Linked DNA regions of Homo sapiens: regions 1, 2 and 4 are each linked to region 3. Evidence: chromatin contacts called from ENCODE Hi-C or POLR2A ChIA-PET data. All regions are on one chromosome and are shown on one strand. The core of a region is the stretch at or near the end of the contact, and the rest is flanking DNA. Distances in the headings are between cores, read along the strand shown.

The links. A loop is a pair of places that touch in the nucleus more often than their neighbours do. ChIA-PET counts read pairs that join two places held with the same protein, here RNA polymerase II (POLR2A). Pooled maps may share reads with other maps.
Region 1: a map of CD8-positive, alpha-beta T cell shows a loop between it and region 3 (27-fold over the local background). The contact joins the promoter of WDR47 here to the promoter of SLC25A24 in region 3. A Hi-C loop is called at or near these places in 1 of 168 maps with a recorded cell type or tissue (CD8-positive, alpha-beta T cell) and 7 of 50 pooled maps. POLR2A ChIA-PET finds 5 or more read pairs at or near these places in 3 of 52 experiments (RWPE1, activated B cell and naive thymus-derived CD4-positive, alpha-beta T cell).
Region 2: a loop to region 3 is called in a map of B cell, with 5 times the contacts of the local background. The contact joins the promoter of STXBP3 here to the promoter of SLC25A24 in region 3. A Hi-C loop is called at or near these places in 3 of 168 maps with a recorded cell type or tissue (B cell and naive thymus-derived CD4-positive, alpha-beta T cell) and 12 of 50 pooled maps. POLR2A ChIA-PET finds 5 or more read pairs at or near these places in 3 of 52 experiments (A549, MCF 10A and T-cell).
Region 4: a pooled map shows a loop between it and region 3 (2.0-fold over the local background). The contact joins the promoter of TMEM167B here to the promoter of SLC25A24 in region 3. A Hi-C loop is called at or near these places in 2 of 168 maps with a recorded cell type or tissue (CD8-positive, alpha-beta T cell and naive thymus-derived CD4-positive, alpha-beta T cell) and 7 of 50 pooled maps. POLR2A ChIA-PET finds 5 or more read pairs at or near these places in 4 of 52 experiments (CD4-positive, alpha-beta T cell, CD4-positive, alpha-beta memory T cell, PC-9 and 1 more).

Annotation. Positions count from the first base shown.
Region 1 is chr1:109,040,762-109,043,461 of GRCh38, reverse strand. WDR47 (WD repeat domain 47) reads left to right here and starts at 1,360. Exons shown (of 15, transcript NM_001142551.2): 1 at 1,360-1,600. RefSeq lists a silencer at 1,163-1,712.
Region 2 is chr1:108,745,411-108,748,316 of GRCh38, reverse strand. It overlaps STXBP3 (syntaxin binding protein 3), which reads right to left and starts at 1,643. Exons shown (of 19, transcript NM_007269.4): 1 at 1,531-1,643. The coding sequence starts at 1,579. RefSeq lists a silencer at 1,142-1,261 and enhancers at 1,462-1,871, 1,394-1,964.
Region 3 is chr1:108,198,655-108,201,592 of GRCh38, reverse strand. SLC25A24 (solute carrier family 25 member 24) reads left to right here and starts at 1,250. Exons shown (of 10, transcript NM_013386.5): 1 at 1,250-1,637. The coding sequence starts at 1,455. RefSeq lists an enhancer at 1,032-1,326 and a silencer at 1,127-1,466.
Region 4 is chr1:109,089,426-109,092,153 of GRCh38, reverse strand. It overlaps TMEM167B (transmembrane protein 167B), which reads right to left and starts at 1,390. Exons shown (of 3, transcript NM_020141.4): 1 at 1,272-1,390. The coding sequence starts at 1,281. RefSeq lists an enhancer at 1,557-1,756.

The DNA.
Region 1 (2,700 bases), core at 111-2,610, 840 kb before region 3:
GGAGTTTGCAGTGAGTCGAGATGGCGCCACTGCACTCCAGCCTGGGCGACAGAGCGAGACTCCGTCTCAAAAAAAAAAAAAAAAAAAAAAGATTGCATTGTGTATATGTACCACATTTTCTTTATCCATTTGTCTGTTGATTGACATAGGTTGATTCTATATTTTGGCTATTGTGAATAGTACTGCAATAAGCATGGGAGTGCCAGAAATATTTTTGATGTTTATTCTCTTTACCAGACTGTTACCCCATTTTCCCCTTTTGGGAGGTCCAGCTCACTCTGGACTTTCGCCTCTGTGAGGATGATGTTCTTTTTTCTGTGAGACGGAGTCTCTCGCTCTGTCACCCAGGCCGGAGTGCAGTGGCATGATCTCGGCTCACTGCAACCTCCGTCTCCCAGGTTGAAGCGATTCTCCTGCCTCAGCCTACCAAGTAGCTGTGATTACAGGAGGCTTGCCAGCACACCCGGCTAATTTTTGTATTTTTAGTAGAGACGGGGTTTCACCATGTTGGCCAGGCTGGTCTCAAACTCCTGACCTCAGGTGATCCGCCCGCCTCGGCCTCCTAAAGTGCTGGAATTGCAGGCGTGAGCCACCGCGCCTGGCCGAGAATGATGTTCTTACAGGTTTGTGTAATTGTATTCTTCCTTATGGTTATACTTCCTGGATGCTTAATTAAGCTCGGTTGAACATCACGTATATTTGTGGAATAAGGGGCTTACAACCAACAGGAGTAGACAAAACCTGAACATATTAAATGTTAAGTAACTGAAAAATGCTTTCAAGGCAGATCAGCTTTGCAAAATGAGAAACCAGGAAGGGGACAAACAAACTACTGGAGTTTTCTGGGACGAAGTGGGACCTAGGAAAGCAGCGAAAGAAGGGTAGAAGGCAACATTAATTTCATTAACCTTTATTAATTATCGGGGAGGAGTATGAAGAGTCAATCCTAATGCGCAGTCTTCTCCATTTGCAGGCGACAATCCTGTTCGTGCTATTTTGGGACATGGGGTCACCGGCCAGCTAAGGGTCTACGTCCCTGCCACCAGTCTCACGCTATTGCCGCACCCGTTCTGCTACTCCCCCGGGCCCCTAGCCGGTCCCTCCAAGCCCGACCCCCGCCCGCCCCGCCCAGGCTTTGGTCCGCCCCGCCCAGGCTTTGGTCCGCCCCGCCCCTCCCCGCCCCAGCTTTGGGCCCGCCCCTCCACGCCCCTCCCCGCCCCGCCCCGCCCCGCCGACTCGCCCTTCGGCTCAGGCACCTGCCTGGCCGCCCCGCGCGGCGGGGTCCTGAGGCGCCTCGGGGAAGCGCGGCGATTGGCTGCCGCTCGCGGGTAGAGCTCGGCTCCCCGGCACTTGACAACCGCAGTCTGCAAGAGGCTGAGCTGAGGAGTCGCTGGGCCGGGAGGGGCGGACGTGAGAAGGACGGATTGACGAACTGATGGATTGACGCGCGGGCGGTAGGAGGGAGGACCGACGCCAAACCCAGACCGCCGCCGTCGTGCTCCTGCCGCAGCCCGGAGCCGGCCGCTTCGGGGCCCTGGCCGCCGGCCTCCCAGCCGCGTTCTCCTCCGCCGCTCCTCCGGGCTTGCCCTGGAGCCCTCAGGTGGGTGACTCCGGGAGTCGGAGGCTGGGTCGGTCCGCTGCACACCTCGGGTTGCCATGGTCACCCGTCGCCTCCTGTCACCACCTGACACGGCTCCGACCGGGCGGCCCCGAGGACTGTGTTTGCGGCCCCGGAGAGGGGTCTTTAGTGGGCTTGGGTGCCGACTGGGAGGGGGCTGGGGTCGTGGGTGAGGCCCCAGCATCGCGGGGTGAGGATCTGCGAACTGCTGGGCCCCGGTTCGAGGTCACCGGTCCTGGACCACACCTTTCCCACATTACCAGTTGGATTCTGGGGGCAGAGCGACGCCCCTCGCCCTGGCACTGAGCAGCAAGTGAGCGCGAGGTTCGTGCCCATCTCGCCGCTGCGCCGATTCTTCCTTCCTCGCCCCTTGGTCGAGCCCGTGCGAGAACTGAGGGGCGCGCTCGCGTCCCTTTCTGGGCACGCCTTGGCCCGGAGGAAGAGAGGGAGCGGCGGGGCTGGGAGCCCCGCTGGGGCCGGTTTTGGCCTTTCTCACATCAATGGTCGGGATGGGAGCAGGCCTTTGGGGATCTGGGTGTGGTCGCGGAAAGGGGCAGCGACTCGATTTAGAACTGGGATTGCGCTGGAGGGGCGCCTGCGTAGAAGAACGCAAGGTTGTGGAACTCAAAGGGTTAAACCGCTTCCCTTTATTGGGGAGAAAAATATTGGAACTCTAGCTCTGGGGCGAGGCCATGGGCAAAGGGGGCGGGGGCGGGGGGCGAGGGTAGGCCGGGGCGGCATTTGGGCTTTTGACCAGATGATTTTTCCTTCTCTGTACCCAGACGTGCAGTTAGTAACCGTGCATGGTATCTGAGGGGACCGTTTTTTTTTTTTGGCAACTTGGTTTTCTCTGCATAATGAAAGGAGAAGTCTTTGTTCCACCCAGATTCGTAGGTTGTGATCCTAATACTTATTTCTCTCTTTGTTGGAGACTCTGTAGAATGCCTCAAAAAGTTAATGGCACAGAAATGAACATGTAGGTTTAAAAAATGCTATAAATCTTTTTTTCACAGTAAATTCAAGTAGAATTTTTTTGTCTCCAGTGTTGGCATATGTTGCATTGGCATTTTACTAAGAAGGAG
Region 2 (2,906 bases), core at 394-2,893, 550 kb before region 3:
GGTGATCATCTTGCCCCGGCCTCCCAAAGTGTTGGGATTACAGGCGTGAACCACTGCACCTGGCCATAATTTTTTCTTTTCTTTTCTGCTATCAAAATTTTTTGCCACCTCAAGGTATTTAAAAAGCAATTTAAAATGTTAATTACGAGATTGTGAAGCAACATGAAAAATGTTGAGTCAATGTCAGTTGTTTAAAAAAAAGGAAGTCACAGAATGACAGATAATAAAAACAATGTCTTTATCTGTATGAGGATCAGAAGGAAAATGTGAAAAAGGGAAAAGCTTATGATTCAATATGTAAAGAACTGGCTTAAATACATACATGCGGATGTTAATCACATATATATCTTGGAAATTATACAACACAATTTGTTACCCATTTTCACATAAATGTATTTAAATACCATTGTTTTAAAACATCTCAAATCTTAAGTCAGCCATGTAAATCTTGAAAAAGCAAATGCCAACCTTAAAATTATCTAATCTTTTAAAAGATAATTTCATATTTTTCACCTATTTATACATTTGCTTAGTGCCTGCTATATGTTAAGCACTATCCCAGTTACTGATTTGGATTTTTAATTTTAGACAAGGAACTCTAACTCCCAGAATTCTGCTGACTAAATCATTTGTTTTTTGTTCAACAAGTTGGACTAAGAAATACTAATTAGATGCTACTCCCTTTCCACTACTAGGCCATAATTATCTTGAACTCAGAGATACCAAACAATGATGGTTATTCCTGTTGGGTGGTTTCATTCTTTCTCTAACCTGCCAGACCTAGGTTTGGAGCGATGTTTATGAAAGTTGTGGATGATACCGCAGAACATCAGTAACCAATAAGGAGTCCGGTCCTAACAGCAGGGAGGGGCCCCCGAGAGTAGGGAAAACGGAAGGAGCGGCTCTTGCCCAGGCTATGCAGGAAGATGTCACGGCTGGACACCGGTCATTCCAATGGTCTCTTCTCAAGAACTTTTCAGAAAGTAGGCTCCTCTCGGAATAGGGGAAGATGAGTCTGTTAAACAGTGAGGTTTTTTGAAAAGCACGGGTTGATACTAACACGAATAAGCAGAATAAACAGTCCTTGCAAACTCCAGTGTGGGGTGGAGATGGGGGCGGAATAAACAGCGCCCGAATTGTCTCGGATGGAGAGACATCCCCAACTGGTGGAGCGCGGACGGGAGCGGAGAAGAGTGGGGAGCGCGGCCGAGGGCACGCACGGGCTCCGCGGGAGGGAAAGCCGGGCCGGGCGGCTCACCCGGGGCGGAGCTTCGCGGCCAGAGCGCGGCCGAGGCGAGGGGGTGCCCGACGCCAACGAGAAGGCCGCGTCCCGTCGCACCCCGCCCATCCCTGGTGCTGGCAAGGAATAAGGCAGGGCAGGAAAGCAGGAAGAAGTCCTCACACAGGTCCCAAAGCAACAAGTGCTCGCGGCGGCTCCTCAACAGACCGCTGGGTTGGGGCTGCAAAACGAGGCCCGGCACGGCAGCCTCCCGGCCTTCCCTCTCTCAACCCCTACCCCACCGCACTCACTCTGCCACACGACGCTCTTTAGCCCCCTCTCTGCCACCGGCGGCGCCATCTTCCCGACACTGCGGAGCAGCAGCCACCACCTTCCACTCCCAACCTACTTTGGCCGCAGAAGCGGCGTTGGGGTGGCCCCGCCCCTTGCTGCAGGGGAATGCCCCACCCCCTCTAGCAGACCGCGCCCTCCGGTGACGTCACGCGCGTCAGCAAGGGAATTTCCGCCCACTCCCGGACGGAGGCTGCGCAGTACAGGTGGAACCTCCGTGGGAAGTCGGGAGCCCCCTAGCGGGAGGCTGCTGTCGCCCGAGGTTCGACGTCCTGTGGCCTAGGAACGCGAAGTGCCAAACCGATCGTGAGCCAAGGCCGTCTATGAAATTCCGAGTTCACACATACACGAAGACTGGAGGATCCTCCCCATTACAGAAGAACCCTTCACTTCGCAAGGCGATTCATAATAGACTTCACTCAGTAGCCAGCCCAACTACCCAATGGAAAATGTACTGTCCCCAAATGATTATTTCATTCATTTTTTCAAGGACACAGTAATTGCGTAGAACTGTGAGGTTCCCTCCAGTGTGCCAAGAACTGTGCTGGACTTTTAGGAAACTCAAAGAAATGAGAGATCAACTCTTTCCCCTGAATAATTTACAATCTAATTAAAGAGCACAATTCCTGGAATGCTGCAGGTAGTTAAAACTTAGTTTAAAAATTGAATGCCTTAATGATAAGATATACATAAATGAACCAACAAAAGAATAATCATTTATTAACAAATTTATGCAACAAATGTAGGGAGGGCCTGTTAATGCTTCAGAATCTACAATTATTGTTGAAAGTTGATTCACAGAGGAGGAGATCTGAGCTCAGAAAGTTTAGGTAGAGATCTGTTTACTGAGATGGTTCCTTTGGGACTTTAAATCAAAGTAATCAAACGTAAGTGAGATCAGTTTAGTTGCTAAGAGCCCTAACTGTGAGATAACCATGTGACATTGGCAGAAAGTAGGCTTTCCTAGAAGGATTTGCAAAGAACCAGTGGCTGTAAAGATTCAAATTGGTCACACAGGGAAGTAGAAGTGGTTAGATACTACTACTAATAATAATGTCTAATATTTACTGAGTGCTTACTTACCATATGCCAGGCACCATGCTAAGTAGATTACCTCACTGATCCTCAAAGCAACACTTACAACAAGGAAACTGAGGCTTAATGAAGTCAAGTAACTTGCCAAGGATGCACTTAGTGGTGGAGTGGGAACAAAGATCAGGCTTGGGCTACATGGAAAGCAATAGAGTAGTCTGTGGGGTAACCTGCAATTTTTAGGAGAGGAAAGGCAAATGAAGAATTAAGAACAGGCTGGGCATGGTGGCTCACACCTGTAATC
Region 3 (2,938 bases), core at 1-2,500:
GGTTTTCAAGGACAGAGAAAATTTGAAGTTTGAAGGCAGTTCCAAAGGAAGGCAATGATTCTTAATAAGACTGGAAGTTGGAAGTAATATAAAAAGATAAATCAGTTTCAAGATGATTTTACTAAGCAGGCAGCCCTTAATTTACAAATTCTAGATTCATACATATCTTAAACATACAAAATGATATGAGGAGAGGTAAGTTCAGGGTCTGAGTTCCTGGCTGTTGTTGGAACTGATTTCTGTGTAGTGATTCAGAAGATGTGAGACACCCTAATTTACAAGTACAGAGGTATCTTCTTTTCTGCAAACAGCAGTACAACAATAGTTCCTCTTACGCAGCTGTGAATGAACAGGATTATTACAATTAATGATATCTCATTTGATTGGCGCCTTAGAGAATTAAGACCTTTCACACCTAATATACAACTTTGTTGTGAAGGCAGATATTTATATTCTCATTTTACTGATGAGAGACTACCCGGAGACGCTATGTCACACCTGAAGGATTAGGTACTTTCTCTGTTAAGTCCAATGTTCCTTCCGTTATTCCATGCTAGGCAGTAATAAGTTCTGTCTTGCCTGAGTAATAAGCTCCAAACCTCGGAACTGCACCCATCTTGAGAAGGAGGAGGGCGCTGTGGTTTTTTCTGATAAGTGCAGCTGGCAGACACTCTATACGCTTAATCACGGGCAAATCCTAGCTAAGCTGCCTACCAAACTAGTCCTTCTTTTCCCCGTTGCCCACGCAGATGGCTGTTGATCTTTTCTGCAACAAATCCAGGAGTTTCTCCTTTTTGTTTTATAATTGCTCCAATAGATGCTTTAGGATTTAACTCTCTGCTTTTTAAAGCAGAATCGCCATCCCAGGTGTGCAACCACGAAAAAATTAGACATCCGTGAGAGACAATGCCCTCCATGGCCCAGTTTCCAGGCAGAGAGAAGCAGCTCTGGGCTGACCGCCAAGGCTCCGGCCCGAGAGGGTCTTTAAGTGGAGTAACCAGTCTTCAAGACCCCGCTCCCAAGCCACCGACGCGCTGACGCTGCAGCCCTGGACCTGCTGGGGGCCTCTTCCTCGGACCCGCATGCTGACAGCGGGACTGGCAACTGGGCAGAGGTCGACCCCGGGTCCGCACAGCACCTCCCGAGACCCAGCTCCCAGCTCCCTCACTTCCGGCTCTCTGGAGGCGGGCCCGGCCAGTGCCGCCGAGGCCAGCGCGGCGAGCTCCTCCCCAGCAGCGGCGGGACGGCCACACCCTGCGCTCCGCGCGGGCTCGGGTGGGGTCTCCGCTCCTGCGCCCTGCGCCCTGCGCGCCGCAGCCGCAACCCCGACGGCGCCCCAAACGCTGTTGCGCCGCGCGCCCCGCCCAGCCCGGCCTCGCGCTGGTCCCGGTCTCGCCCCGCAGCCCTCGATCTCCCGTGACTTCCTCGGCCAGGCCGCCTGCGCCTCTGGGACCATGTTGCGCTGGCTGCGGGACTTCGTGCTGCCCACCGCGGCCTGCCAGGACGCGGAGCAGCCGACGCGCTACGAGACCCTCTTCCAGGCACTGGACCGCAATGGGGACGGAGTGGTGGACATCGGCGAGCTGCAGGAGGGGCTCAGGAACCTGGGCATCCCTCTGGGCCAGGACGCCGAGGAGGTGGGTCGCCGCCGGGGCGCCGCCTGAGCGTAGGGAGGGCTGCGGGCGCTGGGGACACTGCGAGGACCGAGGAGGGCGGCGGCTTGAGGCGTTGCCAGGAGAGGAAGGAGGAACTGTGGCGCCCAGCGCTCCGGTGGCTTCAGAAACTCGGGCGTGGGGCCGCGACCGGCGACCCCGGTAACAGAAGTGGGTCATAATACGAAAGTCTACTGGTATTTGTCCAGATAAAATGAGTGTTGTGGACACTCTGGCCCACGGGCACTGTTAAATTTTTAAGACACTTTTGTCCTGAATCCATCCCAGGTTCTTTGTTTTCTGTTTTAATACCTTGCAGACATGTAATCCGTTTTAGCTGTCAGACTTCAGTGGGTCCCAAGTTTTGTATAAAGGCGCACACATTCGATCTCTTTCGAAGCTGCTTTGTTACAGCAGCTATGTGTATTGTCTACTGTTTGAAAACTGTTTGAAAACCAATCGCGTGTTTCCCCCACTTCCTGTTGAGAAGGAATGGCGGCATTCCATTGTTTAAGACATTCCTAGGTTAATGCCCTAGGTACATAAATTGATCTGAAGGGTTGACTTGACCTGCGACTGAGCAATTTCATTTTCTCTGAGTCATCTTAACTGTGCCCCTGAACTTCTGCCCCTTTAGTAGGGTGGAGATATGTGGAACTTCTCCAACCCTGTTGAAGCGTTCCCTGACACTGGCATTCTCTTATCCAAAGAGGGAAAGTGATTAGGTTACTATGAGGGCCAACAACTGTTATATAGTTATATTTCACTTCTCTTTTAATGTCTTTGGTAGTTATAGGCCTCTTCAGTTTACTGTTTCTTCTAGAGTCAGATTTAGTAAGTTACAATTTTTTTTGAAACTGCCTGTTCTGTCCAAGGTTCATAATACTCACCGATGATTTTATAACACTTCTGACTGAATCTGTAGGTAGGTTCTCTATTTCATTCCTCATATCTATCCTTTTCTCCCCTTCAATCTTGCCAAAGTTTTGTGTATTTTATTCATACTTTGAAGGAACCAACTTTTGGTACTTTGTGCTGATTGTCCCAGAAATGGCCCAGTTGGAGTTCCCCACCATGTCCAATCATTGGCTGGAAGCAGCCCAGGAAAGGGACGACCTTGCTGCAGTGCATCAGCAGATGCCAGGGTTAGAGGCTAGAGAGTGGAAGTCAACTGTGTTCCTCACAGTAGGTGCCTTTGAAGGGAGATCTCAGTGGTACAACTCCATGGTCCCTACAATATACAAAAGCTCTTTGGAGTGCTCAATGATTTTTAAGATTGTAAAGGG
Region 4 (2,728 bases), core at 141-2,640, 890 kb before region 3:
CTTTAACTTCTTAGCTCTGTTTCTTAAATACATAAACCAAGCTTATTTCTTGTACAGGGAAGCACAATGAATCACCTAATTGCAAAAAACAAGAAGATATTGGACCACAAAATGGGGGAAGAATGACTAAAATTTATTCAGCAACTACCGTGTCAAACTGCTGTCTTACTTCCTGGTTCAGATTCTGTCTTCCTCTGGGTAAATTCCCTTTTCTTACTGTGCCTAGTATCCTGAGACCTCTGACTTCCCAGGAAGCTCCAAATGAATATTATATATAACCAGTGTCTGCCAGTTCTAGATCACACTACCTCTCTTCCTCCAGTAAAACTGTCTCACAGCTAAGCTGTCACTAAGAAAGGGTCCAGCAAATTAATACATACACTAAGGTTTTCTGAGGAACTATACCTTCACGTGCTACCCCTTTTCTCTCATAAGTTTCTGCAGACAATGCCAAAATTCACAAGGAGGTTAAATTCGAGTCTTCAGTGCCAGGTCTATGGACAAAGTACTTTTGAGAAATGCTTTCCGGAGCCCCTCAAATCATCGTAATGCCTAAAAGGCTTTCTCTTCTCCTTTCCTGTAAGGTTGACACTAAAAATCATGAAGGCCCTCCTTCCTGTCCTCCTCTGGAATTCAGAATTCATAAAGTGTTTGAAGAGGCCTGGAAAATTAGGTCAGATAAACTGCCTCATCATCTAGAAGAGGCAGTGTCTAAATCCACCCTTTGCAACACTAGTCAGGGTCTCCACGTGGGATCACCCCGCCAGGACTTTAAAATCAGAAATCTTTCCGGTATTTTTCCGTAAGAAGAAGCTTTTGTGGGGTCTACATTCACCAGCAACCCCAAAAGTGTGGGACTTGATATTCTATGTCATTTATTGGCCCTCTCAACAAAACTACGGTCCGAAAGCATGAGAACGCAGGGAGCTGGGAGGAGGAGCCTCTCTCTTCCCCGGGTTTAAATAGCAGTAGTACCTCTGGGACTGACCTCTCCAAGGGCCAGAAAGAACTAAGAAAAAGAAAAGGGAAAGCAAAGCATAGGGATAGATAACTCGAGGTGTGAGCATAAGAGGCACTGGGGGTCCTAGATGAATATGGGAAGGGGGAACCCGTAGAGGAGTATAGGGGTACAGAAGTTAGGGGCGTCGAGAGGCCAAGGGGGGCCGGGCTGGGAGGGGGCGGGGAGAACGGCCACGTCAGTCCCGGCCCCGCCCGCCACGTTTTCCCTTCGTCCTTCACTCCCACCCTCCGCTCAGGGCATCAGTTCTCACCGTTCGTCATGGCGGCTGGCCCTGGACCTGGGTAGGGGGTCCGGGTTCAGTGGTAATAGCGGCGGAGATGGGGGAGCGCCCGCTTGACACTTCCCGATCCGGGCCGAGGTGACTGGAAGAAGCCGTAGTACGCAGGAGCAAGGGCCGAGAGGCGAGCGCCGAACGCTATCAGGAGTGGCTAGCCGATTGTCGAGCTCGGGAAACTGCGTGTTTACGTAGGGTAAGAAGAACGCTATCTCGAAGGCTTCGTACTTGGCCGTGGTAACTAAGTCTTTTCTGCGTGCCCCTGCGGGCGTAGGGCTGGGGCTGGCCCGCGTCAGTGTGTTTGAAAAGGTAAAGGCTTGTAGTTTTGTAGTTTATTTTGCGCCGTGGCGGCTGCTGTGTGTAAGCAGCAGCCTACCTATGAGGTTTTCATCGTCCTGGGCTTCCACTTGAGAGAACTCCAGCACCGCGGGTGAAGAAGCCGCACCTGCGGCCTCCGTGACTGCCCTTGAGCTGCTCTTCCTTACTCCGGATGGAAATCTAGTCAGACTGCGTCTGAACGTTGCAAATGAAATGAGGAACCTTGTAACAAAAACAAGTCGCGGCCGGGCGCGGTGGTTCACGCCTGTAATCCCAGCACTTTGGGAGGCCGAGCCAGGCGGATCACCTGAGGTCGGAGTTCGAGACCAGCCTGACCAACAAGGAGAAACCCCGTCTCTACTAAACATACAAAATTAGCCGGGCGCGGTGGCTCATGCCTGTAATCTAAGCACTTTAGGAGGCCGAGGCAGGCGGATCACCTGAGATCGTAGTTCGAGACCAGCCTGACCAACATGGAGAAACCCCGTCTCTACTACAAATACAAAATTAGCCGGGCATGGTGGCTCATGCCTGTAATGTAATCCCAGCTACTCGGGAGGCCGAGGCAGGAGAATCGCTTGAACCTGGGAGGCGGAGGTTGCGGTGAGCCGAGATCGCGCCATTGCACTCCAGCCTGGGCAACAAGAGCGGAAACTCCGTCTCAAAAACAACAACAACAACAACAACAACAACAAAAACCAAGTCGCATCTTTCAGATCCTAAAGCACCACGTCGTCGGAAAACATTCAAAGGGTTGCCCGTTTGCTTGTGTGAATTTTTCTTTTCCTTAAACTATCAGGAGAATCTCGATTCTCCTGCATTTAATTAATGCTGGGATCACTTCAGCCACTTTAACCAGAAATCGGCGATATCTAGACACCGCTTCTCTGAGGACACTTTGACAACGTGACAAAAGACATTGCCAGTCTAATGATGGGGGTGGGGTGGAGGAGACAAAAGTACAGATTCAGATTTGCATACTGAAATCCTTAATTGCACACAACTCGGCCCGCTTTATTAGAGTTCGGGCGGAAGTGCGACACCGAGTCCTCCAAGGCTAACTGGAGGGTTAAATTATACGGTTACTAATCCGCCGTGCTTGTCAAGGGCCTAAA